Regions from separate parts of the Mus musculus genome. Here all the other regions are linked to region 2. A link is a loop called in an ENCODE intact Hi-C map of the cell type or tissue named here. Cell type or tissue: left cerebral cortex. All regions are shown on one strand.

Region 1 (2,500 bases), 170 kb before region 2:
CGGCCACCCAGTCGACCAGGGCCTAGCCTTTTGCTTCCTGGGGCTTCAGAGAGCCTGGGCCCCACTGTCTGGGAGGAGGTAGGTGACAGGGTCTTTTGCCTCTCTTTCTTTACGTAGGTATTTTGGGCTGTACCTCTGGATCTGGCCATGGTTTTGGGTGATATCAGAGATGCTAGGACAGGGTCAGCTTTGGAAAATGGTCAGTGGGAGAATAGGCCTAGGTGGCCAGACAAGGTGCTCAGCTGGGTTTGACCCGATCAAACTCCCTTTTTATTTGGGAGGAAGGATCTAGGCTGTTGCCGTGCAAAGAGTCCATATGGGCCCCAGCATTCCCTTTCATGGACACCCCCCCCCCCAAGCTTCTGTGGCCAGAATTTCAAGGGGTGGGAGCATGGGGCACAGTCTGTGGAGGGAGCTGTTAGCTTTTTGCTGAATGATGCAAGACATCTTTGGCAGCCTCCCTCCCGCCAGGCCAGGTGCCCTCTGGAGTGGCAGGGGTCCATTGAGGGGGCCAAAGCCGCTGGTTTCCAGCCCACTCTGGAGCCCCTCCTAGCTGAGGTTAGCCTGGTTAGGGTAGGGATTCGTCGAAGAATGAGGCTGTGTAGCAGGGTGTGACTGCAGAGCTTAGCCTGGCTCTCTGCCTGCGAGCAGCTAGTGTACTGAGAGAGACTGGGTGCTGAATAAACCTGGAGAGCCCCGGGGGTCCTAAGGGATTCCTTTCTCGGCACCAGACACGCCATACTCCTTTGCTGGGCAGGCACACCTGTGCGTCTCCTCCCAGAAGACTGGTTGCCAGGCTGTAGGTCTAAGACAAGCAAGGCAACGGTGCAGTGGGAGTGGAGGGATGTGGGGATGGGTCAGGTGAGGGCACTGGGAGTATTGGGGTTCACGTGCTCAGAACAGGGATGGGTTCAGCAGGCCATGCCAGGGAGCTGTGAGCACAGATGACGGGTGCCAAGGGGAGGATCAGTGGGTGGGTGCAAGTAGGTGTCCTTAGCACCATGTGTCATTGTGTGGGGGTCTGGCAGGGAGAGTGGGCGAGTGCTCTGGCAAGGAGGGCGGCAGAGTCCCTGTGTGCACCCATGTGCAGTTCTGTCAGCAGCCATGTGTTGGGCAGAGCTCTTCTGTCTTCTGCATGTATGCTCCTGGGAGTCTTGTCTCCATACAGCTAGTTGGTCTTTCTGAGGCTAGGAGAGCATCTGTCTACCCACTGGTGGGCAATGTCTGCAGAATTCTTTCAGAGCTCACGTGTGGGGAGAGTGGAATGGGGACCTCTCCTGAATTCTAGAATCTGGATTTAGGGTGGGAGTTTCCTCTCCTCCCCAGATCTGCCGATCCAGCTATATATACCTCAGGACTCAGATCTATAAGGAACGTGTTTGGACAAAGCAAGCCTGAGCAGTGGAGGGACCTAGCTAGAAAAGAGAAACTTACCTCTTCTGAGGAAAGAGCACAGAAATGGCCACTAACTCGGTCAAGAGGGGAACCTAAGAAAACTCTAATGAGCTCAGGCATGTTTGCAGGGGAGGGAGGCAGGAGGGGGGGTCAAAGGGAAAGGAGCACTCTTGTCACTGAGAGTGGGTAGGCAGGTCCTGGAACAGACGGACTCCGTTATCTACTCCTGAAGCTGCCTGATCTTGTTCAATGGGACAGGTGTCATTCAGAGTTGGTATGAGGAATGCATAGTCCAAAGCAATAGGAAAAGGATCAGAAAGCATTTGCATGAGCGAGAGAGAGAGAGAGAGAGAGAAAGAGAGAGAGAGAGAGAAAACAAGAGAAGAGAAAGTAACAGGGCCTTGGTGGCCTGAGAAAAGGCCAGGGATAAACTTGACTTAAGTAAGGCTTTTGATGAGCCACTGGCCTAAGCAGGCCCAAACCCTGCTGTCCCGTGTCTCACCCCACCCTACAATACACACATTCACTGTAGTGCGCGCCCAGTTCCCGCCCTATTGACTACACCACCCTTCTCCCACCCTAGGATGCTGTTTTGGGAACGGGTGACCTAGCTGGAGCCTGTCTTTATTTCTGGCATTGCGTTGTTGTTGCCACAGCAACTGTGCAAGTGGGGCTGGGAGGGGGAGAGGGAGAGGGAGAAAAGAAGAAGAAGGGAAAAGGAAGGCAGGAAGAAAGACAGAGACACTGAAGGAAACAGAGGCAGAGAATGGGCCTCCCACCTGCCTGACCTAGCCCACATGGCAGGCCTGTTAACTCATGAACTAACTCTCCAGCATGGCTTGACGATGCTCAGTTGTCCCAGGGCCAGATCCTACACTCTCACCCAATCCTGACTCCCAGCTCCTGCTGTACGGGTCAGGTGAGAGGTAGAGAGACCCAAGTTCATATTAAAATGGAATCTTTGGGGATGCATTGGAAAGATAGGAAATTCCTTTGGCTTAAATTCAGCCCGGTTGGAATTTCATCCAGCTTGCCTTCTTTTGGGTGGCCCTGGGTAAGCTCACCTCTTAGTTCTTTTTTGTTCTCATCTGTAAGGGAACAAAAT
Region 2 (2,500 bases):
GGAAGCCACGGGCACCAACACATATGCATGCCACTTCCCACAAGAGGACAGGCAACCCACATGGCTGCCTGTGCACACATGTATATCTGAGCGCCCGTCAATCCTTGCCTGGATTCTGGCATTGCCTTTTGTAGGTTCCAAGACACAGACTTTGAAAACATGTTTGCTCCTTGGCCACACTGGGTCAGCCTGATTCTTCACAGGCCAACAGGTTTGCACACCTACTCAAGTCTACCCACAGCCAGAGGTCTGTGCCACACTTCCCACCTACCCACCTCCTACTGCTTCAAAGTTGCCCCTCCCCACATAGAAACAGCCTGGTTGCTACAGTACTCCCTCAACATGTACTCCCACCCACATGACAAGTGACATGTCCACCCCCTAAAAATACTGGCTCTTGGGGCCCCTGCCACATATACCCACAGGCTACTCGGATAAATGCTGCCCCCGCACACATGTACCTCACGCGGAAAAATGTTCTGAAACATGCTACAAGCCGGTCAGAAACCCTAAAGGAATCTAACTGCGTAGAGACAGACCTATCTACGCAAGCTAGCCTCCAGCCTCCTCCCAACCATGCAGACACGTTGTACACACCGGGCCCCCTTCCCCAAGCCCATTTCAAAAAGCTACTGGCATGCCAGAGGGAAGGCTCCCCCACCCGGCTGAACCTTTTGGCTTTGCCGACTGCGCAGAATGGTCACGGGGTAACTAACTGTGTCGCCCCGGAGACCAGATCCAGCTGTTAAGCTCTTTGCCAAGGACTTAGGGGAAAGGGGACAAGGTCGCCAGGCCTGGCAACCCAGGTGGACAGCCAGGACAGTGGCGAGACCCTGGTGGCCGCAGCTCTTAACCTCCCAGAATAGGCAGGATGGTTTGGGGGGGAGAAGCGCACTTACCTGGCTTCAGCCGGCCCTGCAGAGGGATACTTGGAAGAGAAGGAAGGGAGAGACTCTGTGTAGATAGATGATGATCTCTCCAGGCAGGGGACAGCAGCCTGACGCCTGGGGTCACAGGCAGCGGGGCTCGCTCGCTCCTCTCTGGGCTACTGGGAAGTCGGCTTCCATGCCCCACAGGCAGCGCCTGTCTGGCTCTGCAGCTATAGCTACTGCTCCCGGCAAGAAAACGGCGGCGTTGCTGGGAACCCAGCGAGTAAGCGCGCAAGAAGAGAGGCAAGAGCGAAATCAAAGCAGCGTGGAGGAGAGAGAGGCAGAGAAATCGAGAAGGAACAGGAGAGCCAGACCGAATCTGGCTCCACCAATGGGATCAGTGGCTGCTCAGCGTCAGGTGATAACAAGCAAGCTTGGTCCCTGCTCGCCCAGGCTTGTGGGAGGGGGAAAGGGCAGAGGGTCCCCTGGGAGCTATACAGATGTCCTTGGAGGCAGCAGCTGTAGCTTCTGCCACCTTTCCCCCATTCTTCCAGGGCAAGATGCCTCCTGAAGTCCGTTCAACACACCTCCTACTTGGAATTCAGCCCCCAAACTTTAAGGTGCTCAGAGAGGGGTGGAGCTTAACCCACGGGCTCAGGAGGCTGGGTAAGGGAAGGGTCTCAAAAGAAGTGTCAGAGCTGGGGTTGGTGGGACCTTATCCTCAGTCTAGGTGTCTCCTGGGAGACCTTCACTGATGCACCGCACAATTTTCTTACCAACTCTTATCAAGAGAAACCAGCCCAGCAGCTTTAGAGACTCTGGAGTGTCCAAGGAGAATCTTCTAGCAGCTTAAGAGTCCCTAAGTAAAGGAGTGGGAGAGAGGCGTTGTAAAATAGGGAGGGATGCACAGAGGCAAGAATGTGGAGGGTGGAAGGATACACAGAGCTTTGAGTGTTCTCATCCCAACCACCCTCCAGGCTCAGGCCAGCAAAGCCCTGAGATTGCAGTCAGAAAGGACCATCAGCCGGAGGCTTGTCTACAACCTAGAACTGAGGGCGGTTGGAGTCCCCTCCCCCCCCCCCCCAAAAAAAAAAAAAACTCAAGGGAATTTGATGGAAGCAACAGTGACCAAGAGACAATACAATGATAAAAAGGACAGTTTTTGTAATCTGATGGAGATAGGAACAATTTCATCTCTATAGTTTTCCAGCTAGGTGACCTCGGTCAGCGACTGTCTCATTTGTGAAGTGGGCTGATAATACAAGTTTATTGTTATCGTGGAATGAGATCATTATGTAAATCACTTAGCTCTGGGCTTGGCACCTGAGAAATGTCAGGCAAGTAGTAAGAGTTGCTATCTTTCTCATGGTGACAGTCTCTGCCCCTGCAAAGAGTCTGCAGACTTCTAAGGAGTAGGAGAGACATTTGGAGGATACACGGAAGAAAATAAGGAGCCTCTGGTTGACCCCTCTGTACCTACTGATACAACCAAGGACCACAAATATGTTTTAGGGGCTGGGGAGATGGCTCAGAAGAACACTTGCAAAGAACTCAAGTTCTAGTCCCAGCTCAGAACCATCTTTAACTCCAGCTCAAGGGCATCCCATTGTCCCTTTCTGGTCCCTGCTGAC
Region 3 (2,500 bases), 73 kb before region 2:
GTTTCTCTCTTCCAGAGCTTTCTGTGCCTTCTTTCCTTTCCCCACCCCCAAGGCTAGGTAGACACTCACAGGGAGATGACCTCTGAAGGCAGGTTCTTGGGCACCGACTTAGAGTCCACGCAGAAGGCGGTGTCCCTGGTGCAGGAGCAGCTGGGTGGGCAGGGGGGCGTCTTAGGAGGTCTCTTGGCACTGACTTGCAGCATTAGGCAAAAACCCAGCGTGGACAACACCAGTAGCCTGCGCCCAGGGCCCCGCCTGGCTCGTAGCCCGGCCATGACTCCTGCAGGGTCTCCCCCCACACCAGCCTGCCGGCGCCCCGCTGCTCCCTGCAGGCTGTTCTGCCCCTCTCGAGAGCTTCCACCTCCGGGCTGCCGCAACTCTGGTGCCACCCGCTCTCTAGGCGCCACCTATTCCTCCTGACCTCGGGCGCTGATTGCAGTCCTTTCAGCTCCGGAGCGCTGCGCGGAACTGGGACCGCAACTACTGGCTGCCGGGGCTGGTGGACGCGGACTGCGGCGCAGGCGGCGGGGGCGCGCGTGGGGGCGGAGCGGGGAGGCCCAGGCCCGGCGCCCGCGGGAGAGCAGCCAAAGGATGGAGTGGTTGCACCCGTCCGCAGCGTGCCCTACCAGGCCACCAGGCTCTGTGTCTGATCTCCAGAGTTGTGTGTGCAGAGAATGCATTTGTATAAGAATTGTGTCTATGCAGGGTGCACATGGATCTGTGGACCTACGGTGCACCTGTGTGTGTGTCTTGGTTGTGAGGGGGCGTAGAACTAAGGGGTATGTCGCAAGTGACTCATGTACATCCAGGTTGGCATGAGAGATTGGGAGCTTGGGGGTGCGAGCTTGTTTGCATCAGCTGAGGAACACAGCGTGCTTTTGTGCCTGTGAGCTGAAAAGGGAAAGGGTAACCGCCGGAGTGGGAAGTGTGGACCGTTTCACACTGCACGGCCACAGTTGGAGTTGGAAGAGCCTTGGGGGTGCTCCAGCTCAGGTCTTTGTTTCATCAATAAGGAAACTGAGGCTACAAGAAAGCAAAAAGCTGCCAAACTCCCTATCTCTACTGTGTACTTGGCACGGTTAATTGGCTGGCCCTTTGGAGGGAAGGGACATTAATTTCCATCTACAGATAAGGAAAGTGTAGCCCTAGGCCCAGAAGCTCAACTTCAAGTTCACAGCAATCTTTCTACACCAGTGCTCTTCAAAGGGTAACTCTAGAGTCCAAAGCTCCTTGAGAGCCTTCCACGGAGTCCCCGAGGTCAACATACTTTACCTAAGAAGGACATTATTTGTCTATTGCACTTCCATGTTGCCACAAAAAGTACTCTGGAATTTTCCAGAGCTACATGGAGAGTGTTTGATGAAATCTCAGACTAAAGAGATTTGAAAAAAAAAAAGAATTATAACAGCAACATTTCTTCCTACAGCTATTTTTGTTTAAAAAGGCAAAGGCGTGTGGGTTGGCAAGATGGCACAGCAGGTTGCCCCCCCTCCCCCCCGAGCCTGAGGACCTGAGTTCAGCCCCTAGGACCCAAATAGCGGAAGGAGAGAACTAAGTGGCAGAAGTTATTCTCTGATCTCCACATGCATGCTGAGGCACCACCATACCTAAGCAAACAAACAAAAAACAAACAAACAAATCAATAATTAAATAAATAAATGGATGCAGTGGTTTTTGTTAAAGATATAGAAGTCTGGGAATATAGTTTAGGGGTAGTGCACACAAGGACCTGGGTTTGAGTTACAAAGTAGCAACGAATGTCATTTTACGGTTGGGGGTCAGCACCTCACAGGGAACTGTATTAAAGGCTCACAGCATTAGGAAGGGTGAGAACCACTGTTCTAGAGTGCCTGAATACAGGCACACACCACCATCACTGGCTGACTCACATGCCTTCTTTTGTGTTTGAGACAAGGTCTCAAGTATTCCAGGCTAGCCCTAAACTTACATAGCTGAGGATAACCTTGAACTTCCATCCCTTGGACCTGCCACGTGCTGGGATTACAACCATTTATCTACCTTAAAAAGAAAAATGTGAGCCGGGCGGGGGTGGCACATGCCTTTAATCCCAGCACTTCTGAGGCAGAGGCAGGTGGATTTCTGAGTTCGAGGCCAGCCTGGTCTACAGAAGAAGTTCCAGAACAGCCAGGGCTATACAGAGAAACCCTGTCTCGAAAAACTCAAACCAACACAAAAAAAATGTGATGCTGGGCAATGGTGGCGCATGCCTTTAATTCCAGCACTTGGGAGGCAGAGGCAGGTGGACTTCTGAGTTCGAGGCCAGCCTGGTCTACAGAGTGAGTTCCAGGACAGCCAGGACTACACAGAGAAAACCTGTCTCGAAAACCAAAACCAACCAAACAAAATGTGATGCTGGAGCTCAAACCACATTAAGGGCAAACACTCTAACAACTGAACTACAGCCCCATTTGCTTCTGTTACAAATCATAATGTAGATATCTGACATACGACCCCTGTGAAAGGGTCATTTGACCCCCAA

What was found. Peaks named below come from ENCODE experiments on the same cell type or tissue, not always from the same donor. Only the 100,000 strongest peaks of a DNase experiment are listed, where the experiment ranks them.
Region 1: it touches region 2 in a loop (4-fold over the local background); 6 of 42 quality-filtered maps call a loop at or near these places.
Region 3: a loop joins it to region 2, with 4 times the contacts of the local background. A loop is called at or near these places in 18 of 42 quality-filtered maps.

The regions. Positions count from the first base shown.
Region 1 is chr14:70,624,317-70,626,816 of GRCm38, reverse strand. Dmtn (dematin actin binding protein) reads left to right here. Exons shown (of 16, transcript NM_001252662.1): 1 at 1-78. Among named protein-coding and RNA genes, the nearest start is that of Dmtn, 1.5 kb to the left of the region's middle. In left cerebral cortex, no CTCF peak of the experiment used is centred here; DNase peaks (open chromatin) are centred at 653, 998 and 2,008; H3K4me3 peaks cover 2,500 bases; H3K27ac peaks cover 2,500 bases.
Region 2 is chr14:70,456,203-70,458,702 of GRCm38, reverse strand. Phyhip (phytanoyl-CoA hydroxylase interacting protein) reads right to left here and starts at 1,186. Exons shown (of 5, transcript NM_145981.3): 1 at 900-1,186. In left cerebral cortex, no CTCF peak of the experiment used is centred here; DNase peaks (open chromatin) are centred at 361, 1,235 and 1,717; H3K4me3 peaks cover 1,897 bases; H3K27ac peaks cover 2,363 bases.
Region 3 is chr14:70,528,840-70,531,339 of GRCm38, reverse strand. Lgi3 (leucine-rich repeat LGI family, member 3) reads right to left here and starts at 519. Exons shown (of 8, transcript NM_145219.4): 1 at 70-519. The coding sequence starts at 275. In left cerebral cortex, no CTCF peak of the experiment used is centred here; DNase peaks (open chromatin) are centred at 540, 783 and 1,182; H3K4me3 peaks cover 1,095 bases; H3K27ac peaks cover 2,341 bases.